Linked DNA regions of Homo sapiens: region 1 is linked to region 2. The links are chromatin contacts, found by Hi-C or POLR2A ChIA-PET in ENCODE. All regions are on one chromosome and are shown on one strand. The core of a region is the stretch at or near the end of the contact, and the rest is flanking DNA. Distances in the headings are between cores, read along the strand shown.

Region 1 (5,376 bases), core at 1,891-4,390, 240 kb after region 2:
TTTGTATACTCTGGATATTAAACCCTTATCAGATATATGATTTACAAATATTTTCTCTCGTTCTATAAGCTGTCTTTTCACATTCTTGATAATGTCCTTCGAGGCACAAAAGTTTTAAATTTCTTTTTTGAGACCGAGTCTCGTTCTATTGCCAGGCTGGAGTGCAGTAGTGCGATCTTGGCACTGCAACCTCTGCCTCCCAGGTTCAAGCAATTCTTCTGCTTCAGCCTCCCAGGTAGCTGGGACTACAGGCACACGCCACCACACCCAGCTAATTTTTGTATTTTTAATAGAGAAGAGGTTTTGCCATGTTGGCCAGGATGGTCTCGATCTCTTGACATCGTGATCTGTCCACTTCGGCCTCTCAAAGTGCTGGGATTACAGGTGTGAGCCACCGTGCCCCCGTCTTTTTTTTTTTTTTTTTTTTTTTTTTTTAGATGGGAGTTTTACTCTGTTGCTCAGGCTGGAGCGTATTGGTGCAATCTCAGCTCACTGCAGCCTCCACCTCCCGGGTTCAAGTGATTCTCCTGCCTCAGCCTCCCGAGTAGCTGGGACTACAAGCATGCGCCACCACACCTGCCTAATTTTTGTATTTTTAGTAGAGATGGGGTTTCACCATGTTGGCCAGGCTAGTCTTGAATTCCTGACCTCAGGTAATCTGCCCACCTCGGCCTCCCAAAGTGCTGGGATTACAGGTGTGAGCCACCATGCCTGGCCAAAAGTTTTTAATTTTTATGAAGAACTATTTATCTATTTAAAAAAAATTCCTCATGCATTTGTTATCAAATCTAAGAATTCATTGACATATCCAGGGTCATGAAGACTTACCCTTATATTTTATTCAGAGTTTTATAGTTTTAGCTCTTCTTTTTAGATTGTTGATCCATTTTGAATTAATTTTTGTATATGGAGTGAGGTAGGGGTCCAGCTTCATTCTTTTGCATTTAGTTATCCAGTGGTCCCAGTACCATTTGTTGAAGAGACTTTCTTTCCCCATTGAATGGTCTGTGCACCCTTGTCAAAAATCAGTTGACTGTAGATGTTCTAGTGTATTTCTGAATTCTCAGTTGTATTCCATTGGTCTATATGTCTACACTTACACTAGTAACTTACTGTTTTGATTACTGTAGCTTTGCAGTAAGTTTTGAAATCAGAAAATGGGAATGTTCCAACATTGTTTTCTTTTTTAATATTGTTTTGGCTATTTAGGGCCCCTTGCAGTTCCATATTAATTTTAGGATCAGGTTTTCCATTTCTGCAAAAAGGCTATGGAATTTTGAAAGGGAATGCATTGAATTTGTAGTTTGCCTTGGGGAGTACTGCTGTTTTAACAATATTAAGTCTCCTAATCCATGAACATGGATGACTTTCCACTTATTTAGGTCTTTAATTTCCTTCAGCAGTGTCTAGTAGTTTTCAGTGTTCAAATGTTTCACCTCCTTGGTTAAAAGTATTCCTAGGTATTTTATCTTTTGGATACTATCATTAGTCTGTTTGGGCTGCCATAACAAAATACCACAGACTGGATGGCTTAAACAACAAATTTATTTTCTCACAGTTCTGTAGGCTAGAAGTGAGAGATCAGGGTGCCAGTGGTTGGTTTCTGATGAGGGCTGTCTTCCTGGCTTGTAGTTGGCTGCCTTCTTCCTGTGCCCTAGAGGGCAAGCTCTCTGGTGTCTCCTATTATGAAGACACTAATTCTATCAGATCAGGGCCCCACCCTTATGACCCCATTTAACCTTAGTTACTTCCTTAGAGGCCCCATCAACAAATGCAGCAACACGGGGTTTAGGGTTTCAACATAAGAATTTGAGGGGAGTGCAGACATTCAGTCCAAAACAGAGGTTATTGTAAATGGAATTATTTTCTTAATTTCCTTTCAGATTGTTCTTCCAGGTTCTTAAAACTCTAGACGAGCTACTGTTAACAAGTTTCCTACGTATCCTCTTCCCCACCCCCTTTCTATGTCTGTCTCTGTCTCTCTCATGTTCTTTGCATTGTCTGCAACATGTTTCTTTCTGCTGGATTCATTGACAACTGTTAAGTATGTACTGAGTGTCTTATTAATGTGCTTAGCAGTGTGCCCAACAATTTGGGATGTCATAAAGAAGTATGACATGGTTTTCACCCATGAGGATTTTCAATTTAGTTGAAGAGACAAGACATCCGCAAAATAATTAGAAAACTGTTTAGGAACATATGTAATCAAATTCTCAACTGTCTGGCCCATGCACTAGGATAAGAACTCCTTAAGAATGGTCTTTTATGCTGTGCTTACTGCTGTATCCCTAGGAGGAACAGGACATGAGATTCATAAATGAATGTTGAATGAATTCAACATTCTCCTGCTTTGGAGTTTTGTCAGGTGGGGGCTAACCCTCCCATTCATCCTGAAAGATGATCTTTGTTCTGCAAAGTGGCTCTTAGACAGGACCCATCCGAGAATGCTGGGACTTTCCAACTGGCTCAGGTTACGATCTAATGGTAGGATCACAGACACAGCACGCATCTCTCAGCAAGTATCCTGCTGTCTTTCTAAAATAACTTCTTACATAAGTAGATCCTTGTTAAGTTCCACTAAGTAAACTAACTGAGGAGCATGAAGGAAGAAGGCATGGCTTAGCTAAAAGGAGAAATGTCCCAGAAACCTCCATACTGACAGCCAGGAAGTAGTCTCAGAGGCTTTGGATTCCAGGAAAGAAGCTGGTATTGTTTTTCTACTTTAAAAATATAACTTTTTTTCTGCTGATTCCAAGAACGTGGCAAAAAATTTTTGAAAAATAAATCACAGTATAGAGAAGAAAGTAAGTTAATTTGTAAAGCACTGTTTACCACCATTGAGATAACTGCTGTTCAGATTTTTATTAAAATGTTATACATAAGTTTACTTCAACTTAACAGAAGGATAAGAAACCAAACTTTAGAAAAATATTTCTTCAAAATGGTATATATTTGTTTTAAACAGGTCTTCTAAAATTAAAGAATTAGGAGACATATTAAGAGGCTGGACTTATTGCAGTAGTTCTCAATCTATGGTGATTTCATCCCCCAGGGGACATTTTGGAAATGTCTAGAGACATCTGTGGTAGCCACAACTCAGAGGGGGTGCGGTACTTGTGGGGAGAGGCCAGGAATGCTGCTAGGCACCCGGCAACGCACACCACTGTCGGCTACAACATAGAATTATCCACTCCGAGTATTAACAGTGCCACAGTTGAGTAATCCTGGGTTGTTATTGCATAATATTGTGGTTTTAAAATAGTACACGCTTTTCAAGGGCCTACGTTTGTTTCCAGTTAGAAGGACATAGTTGTTTTCTCAGGGATCCGTGGAGTAAGTGGTTCAGAGCATGGCCTCCAGCCAGGTGTTTGGAGTTTGAATCCTGACTCTGCTACTTAATGATAAAGTGACCTTGAGCAACTTCTTTGGGCCTCAGTTTCCTCATCGGCAAAATTGTGGTAATATTAAACCTACCCCAAACAGCTGTAGTGAGGATTGAATGAGCTAATATAAGTAAAATTCTTGGAACAGTGTCTGGTTCATGGTCAGCTCTATGGAAACACGTGCAATTATTATTGTTAATGTCTTAAACTGGAAACAAATTAAGCCTACTTTTAGGACAGGTCTCCTAGGGAATTTTTTTTTTTTTTTTTTTTTTTGAGATGGAGTCTCACATTGCCACCCAGGCTGGAGTGCAGTGGCATGATCTTGGCTCACTGTAACCTCCTCCTCCTCCCGGGTTCAAGCGATTCTCCTGCCTCAGCCTCCCAAGTAGCTGGGATTACAGGCGCCCACCAACATGCCCAGCTAATTTTTTGTATTTTTAGTAGAGACGGCGTTTCACCATGTTGGCCAGGTTGGTCTCGAACTCTTGACCTTGTGATTTGCCCACCTCAGCCTCCCAAAGTGCTGGGATTACAGGCGTGAGCCACTGTGCCCGGCCCTCCTAGGGAATTTAATAGAGGAAAATAGATGTGTATGTAAAGTATTTTTTAAAAAGCAACCTTTAAGGAAAAAAACAAAACTCACTCACAGGAAAATGATATGGCTGGGGCACTTATAAATCTAAGGAGTATTTACAGGAATTCAGAGGCTCAGCAAGGATTCCCTGCCTTCTAGAACTATCTGGTCAATGTCAGGTGACTTACTGTTTCAGAAAACATTTCTTTTTGTACCTTTAGACTTTAAAAATTTGAATAGGTAATACATTATCATAGTTCAAGACTCAAACAATAGAACATGATACACACTAAGCAGTCTGACCCCCTCCGCTGCTCCCCTGACCCTCCCATAGTAATCACTTTATATTTATTTATTTAGAGACAGAGTCTCACTCTGTCATCTAGGCTGGAGTGCAGTGGGTACAGTCATGGCTCAATGCAGCTTTGACTTCAAGCAATTCTCCCACCTCAGCCTCCGAGTAGCTGGAATCACAGGCGCACACTGCCATGCCCAGCGAATTTTTTTTTTTTTTTGTAGAGGCAGGGTTTTGCCATGTTGCCAAGGCTGATCTCAAACTCCTTAGCTCAAGTGATCCTCCAGCCTTGGCCTCCCAAAGTGCTGGGATTATAGGGGTGAGTCACCATGCCCGGTCCAGTAATCACTTTCACTAGTTTCTTATGTATCCATCCAGTATTTTTCTATGAAAGCAAATACAAATACTATATATTCTTATTTTAGACCTCCTTTCTTAGGCAAAAGATATACTTTTTCACATAATCTATCTTGGATATCTTTCTGTATTAGTACACAAGGAATTTCTTCATCCCTTTTTAAGGTGACATAGTATTTCATTATGTGGATATCTCATGCTTTGTTTATAAATTTGCTCGTACTTTTGTAAATATTAACAAATCGTCCTCCAAGTAGGGATGTGTTATTTTGGAGTCCTACCAGCAGTATATTTTCCTTCCAGGAAAATAGGCATATTCACTGCAGTTTGCAGACGATCAGCTGTTCAAAATTAGAACACACTGGCAGGTGTTCCTGGGAGGTAGAAATGGGAAACAGGTCTAAATGGATGTTAGGGGTTTGTCAAGACTGTCCTTCCAGGAACTGGCAGAATCAGCCATTTGTTCAAGGTGATGTCTGGGTATATGGGTGATATATTGGAGGCAATTATGTTGGATTGGTCCTAGGAGAATCCAGTTTTTAACACCAAAACTAAGATCCAGTAAAGTTGGAGTTTTTCTGGACTATGGGTTGGGTGACGTTTCCTTCTGTAATTTGAATGATAGATTTCATCTCCACAATTGGTAATGTCTCTTTTATAGAAGGTCTTTGGCCTAATTTCTATACTGGAACCGATTCTGATCCTCTCAAAATCTCTTCAGTAACTGATTAGGAAAGATGAAGTGCCCAGGAAACCACTGTGTT
Region 2 (5,977 bases), core at 1,231-3,730:
AAACCTTGTCTCCATTAGAAATACAAAAATTAGCCGGGCATGGTGGCGGGTGCCTGTAATCCCAGGTACTTGGGAGGCTGAGACAAGAGAATCGCTTGAATTTAGGGGGCGGAGGTTGCAGTGAGCTGAGATCATGCCATTGTACTCCAGCTTAGGCAACAGAGCAAAAACTCCATCTCAAAAAATAATAATAACAATAATTACAAGTTCTGAGAAATGATATAAAGCAAGATACATGGAATGATGAGTCTTAAGATTAAGACTTGGGGTAGAGGATAACATTGAGAAGGCTTCCCTGAGAAGGTATCACTTAAGTTGAAAACTGCAGAAGGAGATGACTGATAGATGGTGGTGCTGGAACAATCCAGGCAAACAGCATCCCCAAAGGCCTTGAATTGTAAAATAACTTGATATGACTAGGGAAATTAAAAGCAATGTGGCTACAGTTTAGTGAAGGAGAGGAGGAAGATGAAGTTAGTGAAGCAGGCAAGAACCAGGTTATGCAGTCTTGTGAACCACAGTAAAGATTCCGAATTTTATCCTAAATGTAACAAGCACTTACCAGGAGGAAATCCACCAAAAGGTTTTAAGCAAAGAAATATGTTACTACTGAATGAGGAAGTCATATATGGTTGGTTTGGGTTTTGGGAGAGTGACTAAGAGCAAGAACAGAAGAAAATAATGTAACCAGATAGAAGAGTATTGAGTTGATCAGCTTATAACAATAACAATTAATGCTTACTGGCCATTTACTCTGTGCCAAGTGCTTATCATGGTTATCTCACTTAATCCTCATAACAATCCAATAGGCTGAAAATTACTATTTCCATTTTACAGATGATAATACAGGAAGCCAAGGCAATCAAGTCCAGGTTTTTTAAGGACTGTGGCTTAAACTAGAAAAGTGACAGTGAAAATGTACAGAAAAAGATGCAAGACACGTATTGGAAGTAGGATAGAACTTGGAGAGAGTAGAAGTCAAGAATGCCTCCCAAGTGTGTAGCCTGTGTCATGTGCCACTTAATAAACTGGGACACTGGAGAAGAAAGAATTTCGATATGGAGAGAAAGATCAAGGCTTTGGATTTGGCTGTGTTGCATCTGAAACTCCTAAGAAAAAAATCAAGTTGAGATGTCAAGCAGACAGCTGGCTATCTAGATGTGGAGCTGAAAACAAAGGGAATAGGCTGGAAATAACAATTTTTAAGTCATCAATATATAGATCAAATTTAAAGCTTAGGGAGGAATATAAGAGTAAAAGAAGAGGACCTAGGACTGAACCCAAATACTCATTTTACTTCATCAAACATCTTTAAGACAAGTGAGTACTTTTATATCACTGGGTTTTTCAGTCCTCCTTCCATTTTACCTTTCAGCAGAATGCAACACTACTGATGACTTTTTTCATGGCTTGCAAGACGCATCCTCCTCTATTGGTTATTAAACAGCAGGAATTCGTCAATGCTCCATCCTAGGTGCCTTTATTTTACAGCACTATACTCTTTTTCGGCAATTTCATCCACATCCATGGCTTCAATTACTATCAATATGGCAGATGACAAACACATACACACACCGCGCACATTTACGTACGCAGCCCAGAACTCTCCTAAGATCTCCAAACCCACTATATCCAACTGCCTACTTGACATTCCCTCTCAGGTATCTCTTCCAGTTAGACACTTGTCAGGAATTGCCACCTCAATAAAGGAATTTATACAGAGCTGAAATTTTGAGAGGAATACCCCAAAACCACTTTAGGACAACTCTTCAGGACACAGGATTTTATCATCAATCATCATTTCCTTTCATGGATCATGACTTAAAATAGTTACATCTAACAACCTGATCTGGCGGCTAGAAATGGGCGCAAGGAAATGCACAACAAAAATACAATTCATGTTTTGCAGTGAGGACTGGTCAAGAGGAAGGTGAAGATGGTCAAGAGAGTGAATGAGTATCATGTCCAAGGCCTGGTGGATGTGCCGTAACGAAAGTCACCTGAAGAGACAGCAGGCCCTGTTAGAAGGTAAGAGGCGAACGACAACAGCCCCAGAGAAAAGGGGCCAGGTTTGAGTTTCGGAGGGAGCGAGTGGCAGTGGAGACCAAGTCAAAGGAGAGGTGGAAGCCGGGGCAGTGCACCCAAAGGTAGTACCTGTGAGGCTGGGGGTGCATCGAGGGGTTGTGGGCGGGCTGAGTAGCAGCAGGGCGAACTCCAGAGGAGTGAACGCCGAGTGGGCGGATCGCACAGAAGGAGGAGGAGGTAGGGAAAACGGCTCAATTGAGAAGCTACCCCGGCCCGCCTTACCTGCGCCGAGGGTCCGGAGCCCCCGGACAGACCCGCGGAAAGCACGGAGCCCGCGAGGAGTGGGAGGAGCCGAGGGTAATGGAAGTAGGGATACCGAACCCAAAGGAGGGAGGCCGCTAGCTACCCCTAGTCAGGGAGAGCGGCTGATGGCGGGAACTGTGACCACACGCAAACACGCACGCACGCACGCACACTCGACGCGACCAGACAGGCGCGTGCGCGTCAGTCGAAAACTCCGCCCCTCACACGCCCTCGCCCCGCCCCGCCAGTACCTAGAGCGGCCTAGCCCGGGCAGCCCCGCCCCTGCCGTGACTGTAGTAGGCACGCGCACTTTCCACCTCACCCGATTTCGACGCCCCCCCACCATTTCCCTCCTACGCAACCCAGTCGGGCATGCGCAATAGTTGTCTTGCCGGGACTGTCCATCTTTTCCCGCCGTTCACTGGCTTTTGGAGGAGGGTCAGAGTTCACGCCGCTCTCTGGAAATAACTGCTCAAAGCCAGAAGTTGCGGGGACTAGTGGTCGCGGACGTCCTTCCGGTCCTAAATCTTAAGGGGCAAAGGACATACTCTGGGACTGTTAACTAGGCCCTGGAGGCGGGAAGAGGATGTGTGGGTGGGGTCAGGGGTGAGAGGTCAGAGGGCCGCGAAGTGGGCGGAGCGAGCCGGAGTCGGATGGCGGCTACGGCGGCTCATTGTTTTCCGCTGCAGGGGTGCTGAAGGGGGGACGCGGGTCGGACGCGTCCGGCTGTGGAAGAGAGCGGCGGCCGCTCACAACATGCACAGCCTGGCGACGGCTGCGGTGAGTGGCTGGGCCCCCAGGCTTGGAACCAGAATCCTTTCTCAGACCCACGTTTCGGCCTTCTCTCCTAATTCCCGGTGTCGGGTCCCTAGTCTGATTTTTTTCTGCCCTCAATCTCCAAGGCCCCGGTTCCCCTCCTCGGCACGCTTTGGTTGTGGTGGAGCCGGCCCCTATTTCCTTGCCGGACGCCTCTCGCGGCCTTCAGCGCGACCCATCGCGTTCTTTGCGGGCGCCGGGGCCTGGTCCCACGCCCGTAGCAGGCCATTCATTGATTTATTGCGCTGACCAACAGTTTCAGGGCGCCAGTTGTGTTCTGGGCGCCGGCGTCGATGAGGGGAATTCCATGGTCAATCTGACGCGGCCCCTGCTCTTAGAACTCACCACGTCGCAGCGGGAAGGAAATGGCTTCTAGTTCAAACCACTTGCTTTATTTATGGAAAACCTGAGGCCCGGAAAAGTGCATAATTTTTGCATCTGACTTAGGTTCTCTGCATTTAAAACTTTTCCTCGACACATCTCGTTTTACCCGCGTGATCTTTTAACAAAAAAGAAAGATAGTGTAATTCAGCTATCCGAAGTAATCCTACTTCTCTTGGCATTTAAATAAAATCTAGACTCCTTGCCATAGCCTGCACGGCCCTGTATGATGTGGTACTTAACCCACGTTTATAATCTCGTTTTATGTCTCTTGCTCCTAAAGCTTCAGCTACTCTGGCCACCTAACCCTCTGCAACGCGCTTATTTTTCTCCAAGATGCACTTTGTGGTCTCTATGCCTGGAGTGAATGTTCTTCTTATCCCTCCTCCTTTACATACACAGCATGAGTGTAATTGGTACCTCTTCCTTGAACTCTCCTTCCTCTCCTTAAACTGTTTATCCAAATCCATCTTTCTTCAGGTCTCTGCCTAAATCGGTCTCAGAGTGGCCTTCCCTGACTATCCTCTTCAAATTAGTTCCGCAGCCTCTAACTTTAGTAGAGTACCCTTTACAGCCCTGATCCCCGTGTAATTATTGTATTCGTTTATTTGTTGTCTGTCTCCTTGAGGGCAGGGACAGGGATCATGTGAGCCCTGTTGACGTGGTTTCCCCGGTGCCAGGACAGTTCCTAGTACAAGATTAAAGACTCAGATACTTTGCTGCATGAAAGAATATTGAAGGGAAGGTGACCACTGAAAGAACATTGCCATGATGGGGAAAGGAGATCATTTGATTTGAGCATACCTGCCTGAAGACCAATTCTGCTTTTTCTGTTTAACCAAAGGGAAATGATTTAAGGAAAGTAATGTACTGAAATTGTATTATCAGGCAAAATGACGTAATTACTAAATAAAGCACCAAAAATTGCCATACGTTTAAGTACAAAAAGTGAAAAATTGAGCCAAGTATGACTAAGCTATAGAAAACTGCTTTTTGAGATTTGATCTCCATTGTCAGTTCCAGTGCTGTTGGTATCTCTGCCTCCTTTCATACTGTTTCTAAGTGTTTGTAACTATTCAATGTAGAGAGTATCTTTTATATCTCAATTAGGTCATTGCAATTCCCCTAGCTTTTTTGTTCCTTCTCCCAAATTATATATGTAACGTGGGGAAAAGCAAGTTGAAAGATGAGTGTGCTGCTATTAGGGGAAAGACAGGTTAAATAAGGGAAATTATTCTAAGGTTGACTTGTCCATCTCTCAAAATCTGATTGTGTCTTCTCCCGAATTTTATCTTCGATACTGAGCCACTCTTTTCCCTGTGCCTTCCCAAACTCTGTAGCTATTCCTTTTATTTTCAATTGCTCCCTAATGCATCTTTTAAACAACCATTAAAGCTGTGGTACATTACTTATAATAAGTACTCAATACATGTTTCTTCACGTTTTCAGTGCCTTACATTAATTTTAAAATTTGAACTTTTAGATGCACTTTCACTTAGGATGTTTGGACCTCGTAGCAGCTCTGACAAATTCCTTCGTACCACTCATTCACTAGGTTATATTTAGCTAGTGAGGAAACTAAAACGTAAAAAGTTGAGCCACCTCATTCTCAATTCTTCATGCCTTCCGTTGGAGCAAACTGCATTATTCTGATGTGGGTAAAGGGACAGTAATGATGCATATCACTCACTGGAATTTGAGAAGCATAATTAATGCATGCAACCGTGCCCAGAATAATCAAAGCCACTTGAGAAGATGCTTACTTTCTGCCGAACAATGAAAGTGTGTATCTGTGACTTTATTTATCTCTTTTTTAAAATAGTAGGTAAATCATCATTTCAGCTAGGGAGATAACAAAGTACTGCCAAATGAGAATGTAAGCCGGGTGGTGTGTGCCCATAGTCCCAGCTACTTGGGAGGCTAAGGAGGGAGGACACTTCACCCCAGGAGTTCCAGGCTACTGTGTGCTATGAAGGCACCTGTGAATGGCCACTGGACTCCAGCTTGAGCAACATAGCAAGACTTTGTCTATTAAGAGAGAGAGAGAATGTAGTCACATGTAAATGCAGGATATTATTCACTAGAAGGAAAAATTAAGATAGTATGGGAAGTATCTTAAATTTTGACTCTTGAGTAGTCGTATGCTAGAAATGTTTAGTGTAGTAGGCTTTTGTGATTCTTTTTTTTTTTTTTGAGATAGAGTTTTGCTCTTGTTGCCCAGGCTGGTGTGCAATAGCGAGATCTCAGCTCACAGCAATCTCCGCCTCCTGGGTTCAAGCAATTCTCCTGCCTCAACCTCCCAAGTAGCTGGGATTACAGGCATTAGCCACGACGCCTGGCTAATTTTTTTTTTTTTTTTTTGTATTTTTAGTAGAGATGGGGTTTCTTCATGTTGGTCAGCCTGGTCTCGAACTCCTGACCTCAGGTGATCTGCCCGCCTCAGCCCCCAAAG

What was found. Hi-C counts contacts between places; a loop is a spot of excess contacts on that map. ChIA-PET counts read pairs that join two places held with the same protein, here RNA polymerase II (POLR2A). Pooled maps may share reads with other maps.
Region 1: a pooled map shows a loop between it and region 2 (3-fold over the local background). The contact joins the enhancer-like site here to the promoter of USP37 in region 2. A Hi-C loop is called at or near these places in 5 of 50 pooled maps. POLR2A ChIA-PET finds 5 or more read pairs at or near these places in 2 of 52 experiments (GM10248 and Panc1).

What each region holds. Positions count from the first base shown.
Region 1 is chr2:218,803,316-218,808,691 of GRCh38, forward strand. The region is part of intron 1 of CYP27A1 (cytochrome P450 family 27 subfamily A member 1); the gene reads left to right. Among named protein-coding and RNA genes, the nearest start is that of MIR9500, 17 kb to the right of the region's middle. Within about 2 kb of position 3,141, at least 27 of the 41 ENCODE cell types and tissues checked have a DNase peak (open chromatin) inside an H3K27ac peak, as active enhancers do.
Region 2 is chr2:218,565,871-218,571,847 of GRCh38, forward strand. USP37 (ubiquitin specific peptidase 37) reads right to left here and starts at 2,481. Exons shown (of 26, transcript NM_020935.3): 1 at 2,308-2,481. CNOT9 (CCR4-NOT transcription complex subunit 9) reads left to right here and starts at 2,969. Exons shown (of 8, transcript NM_005444.3): 1 at 2,969-3,108. The coding sequence starts at 3,085. RefSeq lists enhancers at 2,324-2,951, 2,952-3,579, 3,374-3,563 and silencers at 2,444-2,513, 2,604-2,663.